Regions from separate parts of the Homo sapiens genome. Here region 2 is linked to region 1. Evidence: chromatin contacts called from ENCODE Hi-C or POLR2A ChIA-PET data. All regions are on one chromosome and are shown on one strand. The core of a region is the stretch at or near the end of the contact, and the rest is flanking DNA. Distances in the headings are between cores, read along the strand shown. Region 1 overlaps MYH11 (myosin heavy chain 11). Region 2 overlaps ABCC1 (ATP binding cassette subfamily C member 1 (ABCC1 blood group)).

Region 1 (5,513 bases), core at 88-2,587:
CTTCTCTGAGCCTCAGTTTCCCCATCTGTAAAATGGGAACAATAAGCACCCCATTGGGTTGTTGGAAGGATGAAATGAGTCACTACATGTGAAGAACTGAGAAACAGGCCACTGCCCCATGGTGAGCACTTTGTAAGGATCAGCTGCTATTGTAGTGAAAGTGCTCACTATTTTTTAAAAATCCTTCCTGCAATCCAGTATCCATCTTGCAGTTTGTTTGTTTGTTTGTTTGTTTGTTTTTGAGATGGAGTTTTGCTCTCATTGCCCAGGCTAGAGTGCAATGGCGTGATCTTGGCTCACAGCAACCTCCACCTCCCAGGTTCAAGTGATTCTCCTGCCTCAGCCTCCCGAGTAGCTGGGATAACAGGCATGTACCACCATGCCTGGCTAATTTTGTATTTTTAGTAGAGACAGGGTTTTGTCATGTTGGTCAGGCTGGTCTCGAACTCCTGACCTCAGGTGACCCGGGGAGCCTCGGCCTCCCAAGTGCTGGGATTACAGGCATGAGCCGCTGAGCCTGGCCCATCCTGCAGTTTGTTGTTGTTGTTGATTTTTTTGTTGAGACAGAGTCTCACTCTGTTGCCCAGGCTGGAGTGCAGTGGTGCGATCTTGGCTCACTGCAACCCCCGCCTCCTGGGTTCAAGCAATTCTCCTGCCTCAGCTTCCCGAGTATTATGCCATCATGCCCAGCTAATTTTTGTATTGTTAATAGAGATGGGTTTTCTCCATGTTGGCCAGCCTGGTCTCAAACTCCTGATCTCAGGTGATCCACCCACCTCAGTCAGCCTCCCAAAGTGCTGGGATTACAGGCATGAGCCACTTCGCCCAGCCCATCCTGCAGTTCTGATTCTCCCCACACTGGTTCTAAAGTCCCGTTCCCCTCGTGAAATGGTTTCCTGCACCCATGAGAATAAAACTCAGATTCCTTACTGTGACTTGGAAGACTGAGTGTGATCTGCTCTTCCCTCTTCACTTCCTGCTGTCCTCCTCTGTTGTGGCCCTCCAGCCATGCTGGGAGCCATTCTGTCTCATACCTGGGCCCAGCATTTCCCTCCCTTGGACCTCTGTCCATACTGTTTGCCCTGCCTGGCCCACCCTTCCCTCCATCCTTCCCACAGGGCTCTCTTGTAACTTTCAAGGCTCAGCAACTCCCTGGCTTCCCCATCCACAGCCTCCCCTCTCCTCCCTTCCCCTCGATCTTCTCAGTCACATCACCCAGATGTAGCAATGATATCTCCACCACGAACTATCTTGATTATTTGTTTACTTGGCTATTGTGTATCTCCATCTCCTGGAATGCAGCGTTAGCAAGGACTTGGCACACTGCCCACACACAGCCAGTGCTGGAGAAGGAGGCCTTAGCCATTGTTAGGAAGGAAATCCCAAAACGATCAGACTTTTATTTGCAAATGCATCCAGTCAGCCCAGAACCACCAACATCTTCAGTCTCTGTATTCAATTTTATTTTGCTTGTTGTGAAATTCAGCCAAAGTGACTTGAAGGACCTACAAGTTGACAGCAGGGCTGAGCTTTTACGCGTAGTTGGTGCTTAAGAGAAGCCAGGCTGGAGCCAACTGTTTGGTTATGCAGTTAAGAAACTGAAAATTGGCCGCGCACTGTGGCTCAGGCCTGTAATCCCAGCACTTTGGGAGGCCGAGGCGGGCGGATCACGAGGTCAGGAGTTCGAGACCATCCTGGCTAACACGGTGAAACCCCATCTCTACTAAAAAAATACAAAAAAATTAGCTGGGCATGGTGGCGGGTGCCTGTAGTCCCAGCTATTCAGGAGGCTGAGGCAGGAGAATGGTGTGAACCTGGGGGGCGGGGCTTGCAGTTAGCAGAGATCGCACCACTGCACTCCAGCCTGGGTGACAGAGCGAGACTCTGTCTCAAAAAAAAAAAAAAAAGAAAAGAAAAGAAACTGAAAATTGGCCACGCACCGTGGCTCACGCCTGTAATCCCAGCACTTTGGGAGGCCGAGGCGGGTGGATCACGAGGTCAGGAGTTCGAGACCATCCTGGCTAACACGGTGAAACCCCATCTCTACTAAAAAAAATACAAAAAAATTAGCCGGGCATGGTGGCGGGTGCCTGTAGTCCCAGCTATTCAGGAGGCTGAGGCAGGAGAATGGCGTGAACCTGGGGGGCGGAGCTTGCAGTGAGCTGAGATCACGCCAGTGCACTCCAGCCTGGGTGACAGAGCGAGACTCTGTCTCAAAAAAAAAAAAAAAAAAAAAAGAAAAGAAAAGAAACTGAAAATTGGCTGGGTGTGGTGGCTTATGCCTGGAAACTCAGGGCCTTGAGAGGCCGAGGCGGGAGGGTGGCTGGAAGCCAGAAGTTTGAGACCAAACTGAGGAACACAGTAAGACCCCATTACTACAAAAAATTTAAAAATTAGCTAGGTGGGATGGTGCATGCCTGTAGTCCCAGCTACTCAGGAGGTTGGGGAGGGAGGATCACTTGAGCTTGGGAGTTAGAGGCTAAGTGAGCTATGATGGCACCACTGCACCTCAGCCTGGGCAACAGAGCAAGACCCAGAGACAGGAAGGAAGGAAAGGAAGGGAAGGAAGACAAGAAAGGAAGGAAACTGAAAGCTGAATAAATGTAATTTTTAGGCCTGAGTTGTATTTTGTCTAGCATGTAATCCATCCAGTATAATCAGTTTAATTAGAGGCCATGGGCCTGGCTGGAGATAGAGCTGTGTGATCAGGGGGCTAAAGTAAGAGGAGGAGGGTGGTTTCACATAAAATTAGAGAGAGGTAAGGGGGTGCTTCCAGGCCCTGGGGAGGAGTTTAAACTTTCGTCTAAAATGGATGACAGGCTGGGCATGGTGGCTCATGCCTGTAATCCTAGCACTTCGGGAGGCCAAGGCAGGCTGATCGCTTGAGCTCAGGAGTTCAAGACCAGCCTGGCCAACATGGCCAAACCCCCTCTCTACAAAAACAAAAATTAGCTGAGCGTGATGGCATGTGCCTGTAGTCCCAGCTACTTAGGAGGATGAGGCAGGAGGATCTCGGTTCACTGAGCCTGGGAGGCAGAAAGTTGGCACTGAGCCAAGACTGCACCACTGCACTTCAGCCTGGGTGACACAGTGAGACCCCATCTCAAAAAATATATATAACAATAAAATAAATAAATGAAATGGATGAGAACGTGCTAAGGGACTCAAGCCAAGGAAGGACAAAGTTTAACCAGTGGGTCAAATCAGGCCCTTGTCTGTCTGTTCCAGATAAAGTTTTATTGAAACACAGCCGCACCCACTTGTTTACGTATTTGCTTTTGTGCTGCAGTGGAGAGCTGAGCAGATGTGACAAAGAATGCGTGACCCTCAAAGTCTAAAATATTTACTGTCTGACCTTTTACAAAAAGAGTTTGCTAACTCCTAGCTTAAACAGTGGGAAAATGTGAATATTATTTATATTGTAATGATAGGATGAATGCTGAAAATCATTATACAAACAATATATAACTTCTGTGGAAGCAGTGGTTATAAAAGTAATAATAGGTGGGCACAGTGGCTCACACCTGTAATCCCAACACTTTAGGGGGCCGAGGCAGGAGGATTGCCTGAGGCCTGGAGTTCAAGACTATCCTGGGCAACTTAGCGAGACCCCACAAAATCAAAAAATTAGCTAGGTGTAGTGGCACATGCCTGTCATCCCAGCTACTCAGGAGGCTGAGGTGGGAGGGTCACTTGAACCCAGGAGTTCGAGATTGCAGTGAGTCAAGATTGTGCCACTGCACTCCGGCCTGAGCAAGAAGCAAAACTCTGTCTCAAAAAACAAAAGTAATAATAACTAACATTTTGGCATACCAGGCATTGTTCTAAGCATTTTATATAAATGTTCACTCATTTAATCCTCATAAGAATCATATAAAAGGTCAGGCATGGTGGCTCATGCCTGTAGTCCCAGCACTTTGGGAGGCTGAGGCTAGAGATCACTTGAGACCAGGAGTTCGAGACCAGCTTGAGCAACATAGCGAGACCCCTGTCTCTACAGAAAATTTAAAAATCAGCCAGCTGTGGTGGTGTGCACCTGTAGTCCCAGCTACCTGGGAGATTGGGGCAGGAGTATCACTTGAGCCTAGGAATTCTCAGCTGCAGTGAGCTATGATTGCATCACTGCACTCCAGCCTGGGCCACAGAGTGAGATCTTGTCTCAAAAAAAAAAAAAAAAAAATCATACAAGGTAAGTGTTTTTATTATACCCATTTTATAATGGGGTAAAGAAACTGAGGTATGGAGAGGCTAAATGACTTGCCTAAGGTCACCCAGGTAACTGGCAGAGGAGGGATTTGAACTTGAGCAACCTGGTCCTGGAGCCCATTATGCTATTCTGCCAATTGATGCTATAGGGGAGAGAGGCGTTGCTTCTGCCTGGGGTTTTGCAGGACGTGTAGGAGTTGTACAGTACAAAATGCCAGGGTGCTTTGCCAGTCACATAAAGACCAGGGACTGAATAGCTGTGAGGTTCATCAGAGACAATTTGGCTTTCCTACCAGTGGCAAACCACAGGCTGCAATGGACTTGGCAATATTCGACCCTGGGAGCCAGGACCAGCTGCAGAATTTGTAGAATTTTGCAAAATGAAAATGCTGGCTGAGTGCAGTGACTCACACCTGGAATCCCAGCACTTTGGGAGGCTGAGGCGGGCAGATCACATGAGGTCAGGAGTTCGAGGCCAGCCTCGCCAACATGGTGAAATCCCATCTCTACTAAAAATATAAAAATTACCCAGGCATAGTGGCGGGCACCTGTAGTTCCAGCTACTTGGGAGGTTGAGGCAGGAGAATCACTTGAACCTGGGAGGTAGAGGTTGCAGTGAGCCGCCATCACACACTGCACTCCAGCCTGGGCAATAGAGCAAGAGTCAGTCTCAAAAAAAAAAAAAAAAAAAGAAAAGAAAAAAAATGCAGAGCGTTTATAAAGAATTAGGAAGAATTTCCAGATGGCAACATTAGAGTATGAAGCACAGGGTGGTCCCTGTGAGACGGTACAGGTCACACTCATGAAGCCAGCCTGGCTGGGGGATTAAGTGGCCATTGGGTGGTTCTTCCCAGCTGCTGGGGCTGGACTGATTAAAAGGACTTGGCACTGGGGTAGTTACAAGGCCAGGAGGCCATAACGTGGTCATGAGTCTGGTCCTTCTCCGGGAAGAGGGAGCTCAGTACCAAATTCCCCAAGAAATAAGAAAGGAGTTTAGGGTGCTCAGACCAGGAAGGCATCTTCACCCCTAGAGGTCAGGGGTCAGAAAAGCCAAGCTATGAATGTTTCTAGAACCAGCTCTAAGCACATCAACCTTCAGACGCCCACGAGCCTGGAGCTTGGGATGTTTTCTTTGGCAGAACCTCCCAGGGCAATTTATTTTTCTCAACAGAACTTGGAAACAGTGGAGCCCAGCAGCAACATGGGAAGGGGTAGATGCCCAGAGTTTATGTCCCACTCCCCATCCCAGGCAAAGTGGGAGACCATAGCCACGGATAGGGCACATTGATGTCTTTGTTTTTTTTTTT
Region 2 (6,168 bases), core at 2,623-5,122, 270 kb before region 1:
GGCCTCAGTGACTGGCTCAGGAAGAAGCATGTGATCGACCACAACCAATGAGACTCAATCCCATAGCTTTGCAGGAAATATTAGGGGAAAAGAGTAAGACTCTCTGTTCACAGGGGTTGCTGAGGTGACAGGATGATCAGGAAACTACCAGCTAATAAAGAAACCACCATCAAGAAAGCAGAGCTGAGAGTCAGAGACGTTGTTATTCCCAACATTATCTTGGGAACTCCTAGATCCAGCCATGCCTGGAACCCCATTCATGCTTAAAAGTCTTTTTCTAGACTTTTTAGTTTTGTGACTCAAAAATCCCCCTCTTCTCTTACTCTAGTTGATTTAAGCTAGGTTTCTGTTATTTGCAAGACAGTTCCTAATTAATATGATTTATTTCAACCTCTCATTCATTCATGTATTTATTCATTTACCTACATACATTTACAGAGCATGAACTATTTGCCAAGGTCCCTATGCTTTGCTGGTACAAGCACAAAATGACAAGGTCTGACTGGGCATGGTAGCTCACACCTGCAATCCCAGCACTTTGGGAGGCCGAGGTGGGCGGATCACTTGAGGTCAGGAGTTTGAGACCAGCCTGGCCAACATGGTGAAACCCCATCTCTACTAAAAAGACAAAAAATTAGCCAGGTGTGGTGGCGCACACCTGTAATCCCAGCTCTTCGGGAGGCTGAGGCAGGAGAATCAGCTGAACCTGGGAGGTGGAGGTTGCAGTGAGCTGTGATTGTGCCACTGCACTCCAGCCTGGGCGGCAGAATGAGACTCCGTCTCAAAAATACAGAAATGTATAAATATATAAATAAATAAAATGACATGGTCGTGGCAGTGTCTCCATGGGCCCTAGGATATGATCAGCAGAGAACTACAGGACAGATCATTACCATAGAGAATGATGAATTATTCTAACAAAGGGAGATTCAGGGTAAACAGAAGGCAAGAAGCTCACAAATCATCCAAGACAGAAAATGTTAAATATTGACGGCTGCCTGGCGATGCTATTTTAGGAAAGTGCATTAGGTGGACGTGGTAAATGCCAGGTTTGCCATTCCAGAAAAACAGTCCCATCAGTCCCTGGATGGCATCCCTGGCCTTCCCCGGCCTCTGTGTTCCATCACACCTACCGCTGGGTAAACACCTCATCGTCTTTGAAGCACAGGAATGCACACCAGTGGAAAAAACACTCAGGCACCTTCCAGGGGAACTAAAGGCCACATATTTTATCCTAATGTAGTCAGAGGCTTCGATGCCTCGGCCAGGACAAGGTCTCCCCAGCTGACACCCAGGCCCATCTGTTTCTTGCCAAACAGCTCAACAAACTCTGTCTCTGGAAACTCCGGGAAACTAAATGGCAAGAAAGCTCAAGAAAAGGTTAAGTAAAGCCGGTAGCCGGGCTCAGTATTTCACATCTGTAATCCCAGCTACTCCAGAGGCTGAAGCAGGAGGATCGCTTTAGCTCAGGAGTTGGAGGTTGCAGTGAGCTGTGATCAAGCCACTGTACTCCAGCCTGGACAGCAAAACAAGACCCTGTCTCTTTAAAAAAGAAAGAAAGAAAGAAAAAAGAGAAGAAAAGCCAGTCCTGCTCTTAAGCATCTTCTGCTGTGGTTTCCTAATGGGGAACAGGGCAGGAAGTGATAAGCAAAGTTTGGTGACAGCCTGGAAACTGTGGGTTTTGCCAACGAATCCAATGTGCAGAGCAAAAAGCTGTGAGAACACGCTGCCCATCCCCTCCTAAGCGGGACACAAGGCACAGACCAAACCTCATCACCAGCGCCCTCTGGCTTGTATCTTTTCCTCTGAGACAAGACCTTTCAAAATGCCATCAAGGCCAGGTGCAGTGGCTCATACCTACAATCCCAGCACTTTGGGAGACAGAGGCAGGCGGACTGCTCGAGCTCAGGAGTTTGAAAACATCCTGGGCAACAAAGTGAGACCCTGTCTCTGCAAAATTACAGAAATTAGCTGGGCATGGTGGTGCATGCTTGTAGTCCCAGCTGCCTGGGAGGCTGAGGTTGGAGGATTACTTGAGCCTGGGAGGCAGAGGTTGCAGTGAGCCAAGATCATGTCACTGCACTCCAGCTTGGGCGGCAGTGTGAGACCCCATCTCAAAAAAAAAAAAAAAAAAAGAAAAAAAGAAAAAAAAAGCCATTTTGTATGTATTTATGTATGACTCTTACTATCACTTGTATAAAAGTAAAGTAAACAGAATCAAGTAACCATAACTACATGTATGACATGTATCCACCATTACAGTGATACAGACGTGGACTCTGGAAAAACACACAAGAAACATGGAGAGAGGGAAGCAAGGTGACTGGTGTTAGGAGGAAGGGCTTGGGCCTTTCACTATTGACTGTGGTTCTCAACTGGGAGAATTCTGTCCCCCAAGGGGACACTTCGCAATGCCTGGAGCCATTTTCTATTGTCACCACTGGGAAGAAGAGGGAGAGGTACGACTTAGCATCTGGCAGGTAGAGGCCACAGATGCTGGGAAACATCCTGCAATGTGCAGTCCAGGCCCTACAACACAGGGACAAAGGATGACCTGTTGGCGAATGTCAGCAGGCTGAGGTGGCCACGTGCGAAGTCCGGCTGTATGAATACCATCTGGTGCAGCTTTAATTATGTTTCACCATATGCAAATACATTACTTCCTACTTTATAAAGTAAGACCCACCGGGCATGGCGGCTCACACCTGTAATCCCAGCACTTTAGGAGGCCGAGGTGGGTGGACCACTAGAGGCCAGGAGTTTGAGACCAGCCTGGCCAACACGGCTAAACCCCATCTCTACTAAAAATACAAAAAATTGGCTTGGCATGGTGGCGTGCGCCTGTACTCCCAGCTACTCGGACGCTGAGGCAGGAGAATTGCTTGAACCCTGGTGAAACCCCGTCTCTACTAAAAATACAAAACTTAGCTGGGCATGGTAGTAGGCGCCTGTAATCCCAGCTACTCAGGAGGCTGAGGCAGGAGAATCGCTTGAACCCAAGAGGCAGAGATTGCAGTGAGCTGAGATCGTGCCAATGCACTCCAGCCTGGCGAGAGAGCAAGACTCCTTCTCAAAAAAAAAGGAGAGTCCAGGCGCGGTGGCTCACGCTTGTAATCCCAGCACGTTGGGAGATCAAGGCAGGTAGATCACTTGAGGTCAGGAGTTCGAGACCAGCCTGGCGAACATGACAAAAACCCATCTCTACTAAAAATATTAAAATTAACAAGGCATGGTAGTGCATGTTTGTAATCCCAGCTAGTCGGGGGACTGAGGCAGGAGAATTGCTTGAACTGGGAGATGGAGGTTGCAGTGAGCTGAGATGGCACCACTGCACTTCAGCCTGGGTGACAGAGTGAGACTCAGTCCCAAAAAAAACAAAAAAAGAGAGAGTTCATCAACGCACCCCGGTAAAGTCAAGGTATTGGAGTGTAAGAAGAATGCAATGTACAAGGCAGAATGCAGGGGCATTGGAGCTGGAAGTGATCTTAGGGAACATGGAGTTACAGAAGGGCAACAAGATGTCATTTCTTGCTCAACTCTAGGCCACTGGCACCAGTCACCTGGAGGGCTGCTTGAACATAACTCAGTGGGAAAGAACCCCATGAGTGACTGTGGGTGTCTGCTGTGGGCATGAGGAAGGAGGACAGGGCCCAGTATTTGACATGCTTGGAATCTAACCCCTTCATTTTCCATGTGACAAAATCTAGAGCCAGCGAGGTGAGATGACCAGCTTTGGGGTCACACTGTGAGCTGGCAGTAGAATGTGGCAGGTGTCCTGATTCTCAGAAGAACATTCCAGTCCTCTAAGCCAGGGGCTGGCCAACAAGGATGGCTCAGGTCCACATTTGGCCCACACCTGTTTACATACGGCCCATGAGCTCAGCATTGATTTCATTTTTTTTATTTTTTTTGAGACAGAGTCTTGTTCTGTTGCCCAGGCTTAGAGTGCAGTGGCGTGACCTCAGCTCGCTGCGATCTCCGCCTCCCGGGTTCAAACGATTCCCGTACCTCAGCCTCCCAAAAAGCTTGGATGACCAGCATGCTCCACCACACCTGGCTAATTTTTTTTTGTGGGGGGCTGGGAGGGGGTGGGGGGGCAGCAGCAGGAAAGGGTCTCACTCTGTTGCCCAGCCAGGAGTGTGTGGCATGATCTTGGCTCACTGCAACTTCTGCCTCCTGGGTTGAAGCGATCCTCCTGCCTCAGCCTCCCGAGTAGCTATGACCACAGGTGCGCACCACCACTTCCAGCTAATTTTTGTATTTTTAGTATAGACGGGGTTTCACCACGTTGGCTAGGCTGGTCTCAATCTGCTAGCCTCAAGCAACCCGCCCGCCTCGGCCTCCCAAAGTGCTGAGATTACAGGCATGAGCCCCTGCGCCCAGCCAGATTTCATATTTTTTAAAAGTTAAAAAAATCAAAACAATATTACATGACACATGCAAATTCTATAAAATTCAAATTTTGGTGTCTCTAAATACTTTTTTACAGGAACACAGCCACACCCATCGATTTCCATATTATCTAAGGCTGTTTTTGCACTACGCTGGAAGAGACTGGTATTTGTGACAGAGACTGTATGGCCCGGAATTCCGAAAGTATTTACAGAAAAAGTTTCTTTACTCCTACTTTCTGCCAGTCTCTCTCGAAATTTAATGTGCATACACACCACCTAGAGAACTAGTTACAACTCAGATTCCGTTTCAGTGGATCTGGGCTGAGGCCTGAAATTCTGCACCGTTAACAAGCACCAGGTGATGCCATGGCTGCTGGTCCACGGACCAGACTTTAGGCAGTGAGGATCCACTCCGGTGTCTCTACATGTCAACCTGAACCAGAAGCAGCAGCACCTAGGGATATGTTAGGAAAGCAAATACTCAGGCCCCAACCAGACCTACTAAAACTGAAAATTTGGGTGGGGCCCAGAAAGCTGAGTTTTATAGTAACAAGCTAACAGCCAGCACTGTGGCTCATGCCTGTAATCCCAGCACTTTCGGAGGCCAAGGCGGGTAGATCTCCTGAGGTCAGGAGTTCGAGACCAGCCTGGCCAACATGGTGAAACACCATCTCTACACTAAAGATATTTTAAAAATTAGCTGAGCATGGTTGCTGCATGCCTGTAATCCCAGCTACTCAGAGGCTGAGGTGGAAGAATCGCTTGAACCCGGGAGGCAGAGATTGCAGTGAGCCAAGATAGTGCCATAGCAATCCAACCTGGGTGACAGACTGGGACTTCATCTCAATAAATGAATAAATAATAAAATATAATAACAAGCTCTCCAGGTGATTCTGATGCAGGCTTGAATTTGAACACCATCTCTCCTGCAGTTCCAGACCCTGAGAGAAGTAAGGCAAGACTAAGAAAATTCAGTGGGAGCATGAACACGCTTTCGCAAATGCTGAAACAGCTGGAGCTTCCTTAGACATTCCACCTGAAACTCAACAAAGATGAAGCAGATGGTAGTTTAACAGAAAAGTTCATATTCATAAACATGTTTAACTCTGCTTCACAGAAACTTGCCAGAAAAACATATAATTTGCCAACCTGACCAAGAAGGAATAGTTGTAATGAGCACAACATTACAAAAAGAATGACACAGTTAATAAAAAGACAGAAAGAAAAAACAAACATGGGGCATGATCTGAAGTCATCCTTCACCATTAACTGTTTTTAACTGTGCTTAAAAAGGGAATTTCCAAAGTCCATCTCTGTATGGTCTCCTGATTTGCGGCCAACTTTGCAAATTGTAAGTTGCACTGTTGTCTTTAAACTTTTCAAAGCCAGCTAGGCAGGGATAGACCCATTACCATACCCCAGGACAGGTACCAGAACTTTCAGTGTAGCATGGATCATAACAGCAAAAAAAACAGGGAACAACCTGTTTTTGCAAGGAATGGGAGAAAGGGTAATTCCAGCAGGGCGCATCTGCACGTCAGACAAGCATCCATCATGAACACAAATGAAACAAGCTGGGAGTGGTAGCAGTGCACCTGGAGTCCCAGCTACTTAGGAAACTAAAGCAGGAGGATTGCTTGGGCCCAGGAGTTCAAGGCTGCAGTGAGCTATGATCGCACCACAGTACTCCAGCCTGGGGGACAGAGCGAGACCCCATTTCAAAACAAAACCCCCCAAAAAACTAAAATGAAGTAGACCAGAATGAACGAACCAA

The links. A loop is a pair of places that touch in the nucleus more often than their neighbours do. ChIA-PET counts read pairs that join two places held with the same protein, here RNA polymerase II (POLR2A).
Region 2: a map of DLD1 shows a loop between it and region 1 (6-fold over the local background). The contact joins two enhancer-like sites. A Hi-C loop is called at or near these places in 1 of 168 maps with a recorded cell type or tissue (DLD1). POLR2A ChIA-PET finds 5 or more read pairs at or near these places in 2 of 52 experiments (A673 and Panc1).

Annotation. Positions count from the first base shown.
Region 1 is chr16:15,790,340-15,795,852 of GRCh38, reverse strand. The region is part of intron 4 of MYH11 (myosin heavy chain 11); the gene reads left to right. Among named protein-coding and RNA genes, the nearest start is that of MYH11, 64 kb to the left of the region's middle. Within about 2 kb of position 1,337, at least 3 of the 41 ENCODE cell types and tissues checked have a DNase peak (open chromatin) inside an H3K27ac peak, as active enhancers do.
Region 2 is chr16:16,057,740-16,063,907 of GRCh38, reverse strand. The region is part of intron 12 of ABCC1 (ATP binding cassette subfamily C member 1 (ABCC1 blood group)); the gene reads right to left. Among named protein-coding and RNA genes, the nearest start is that of ABCC1, 110 kb to the right of the region's middle. Within about 2 kb of position 3,872, at least 7 of the 41 ENCODE cell types and tissues checked have a DNase peak (open chromatin) inside an H3K27ac peak, as active enhancers do.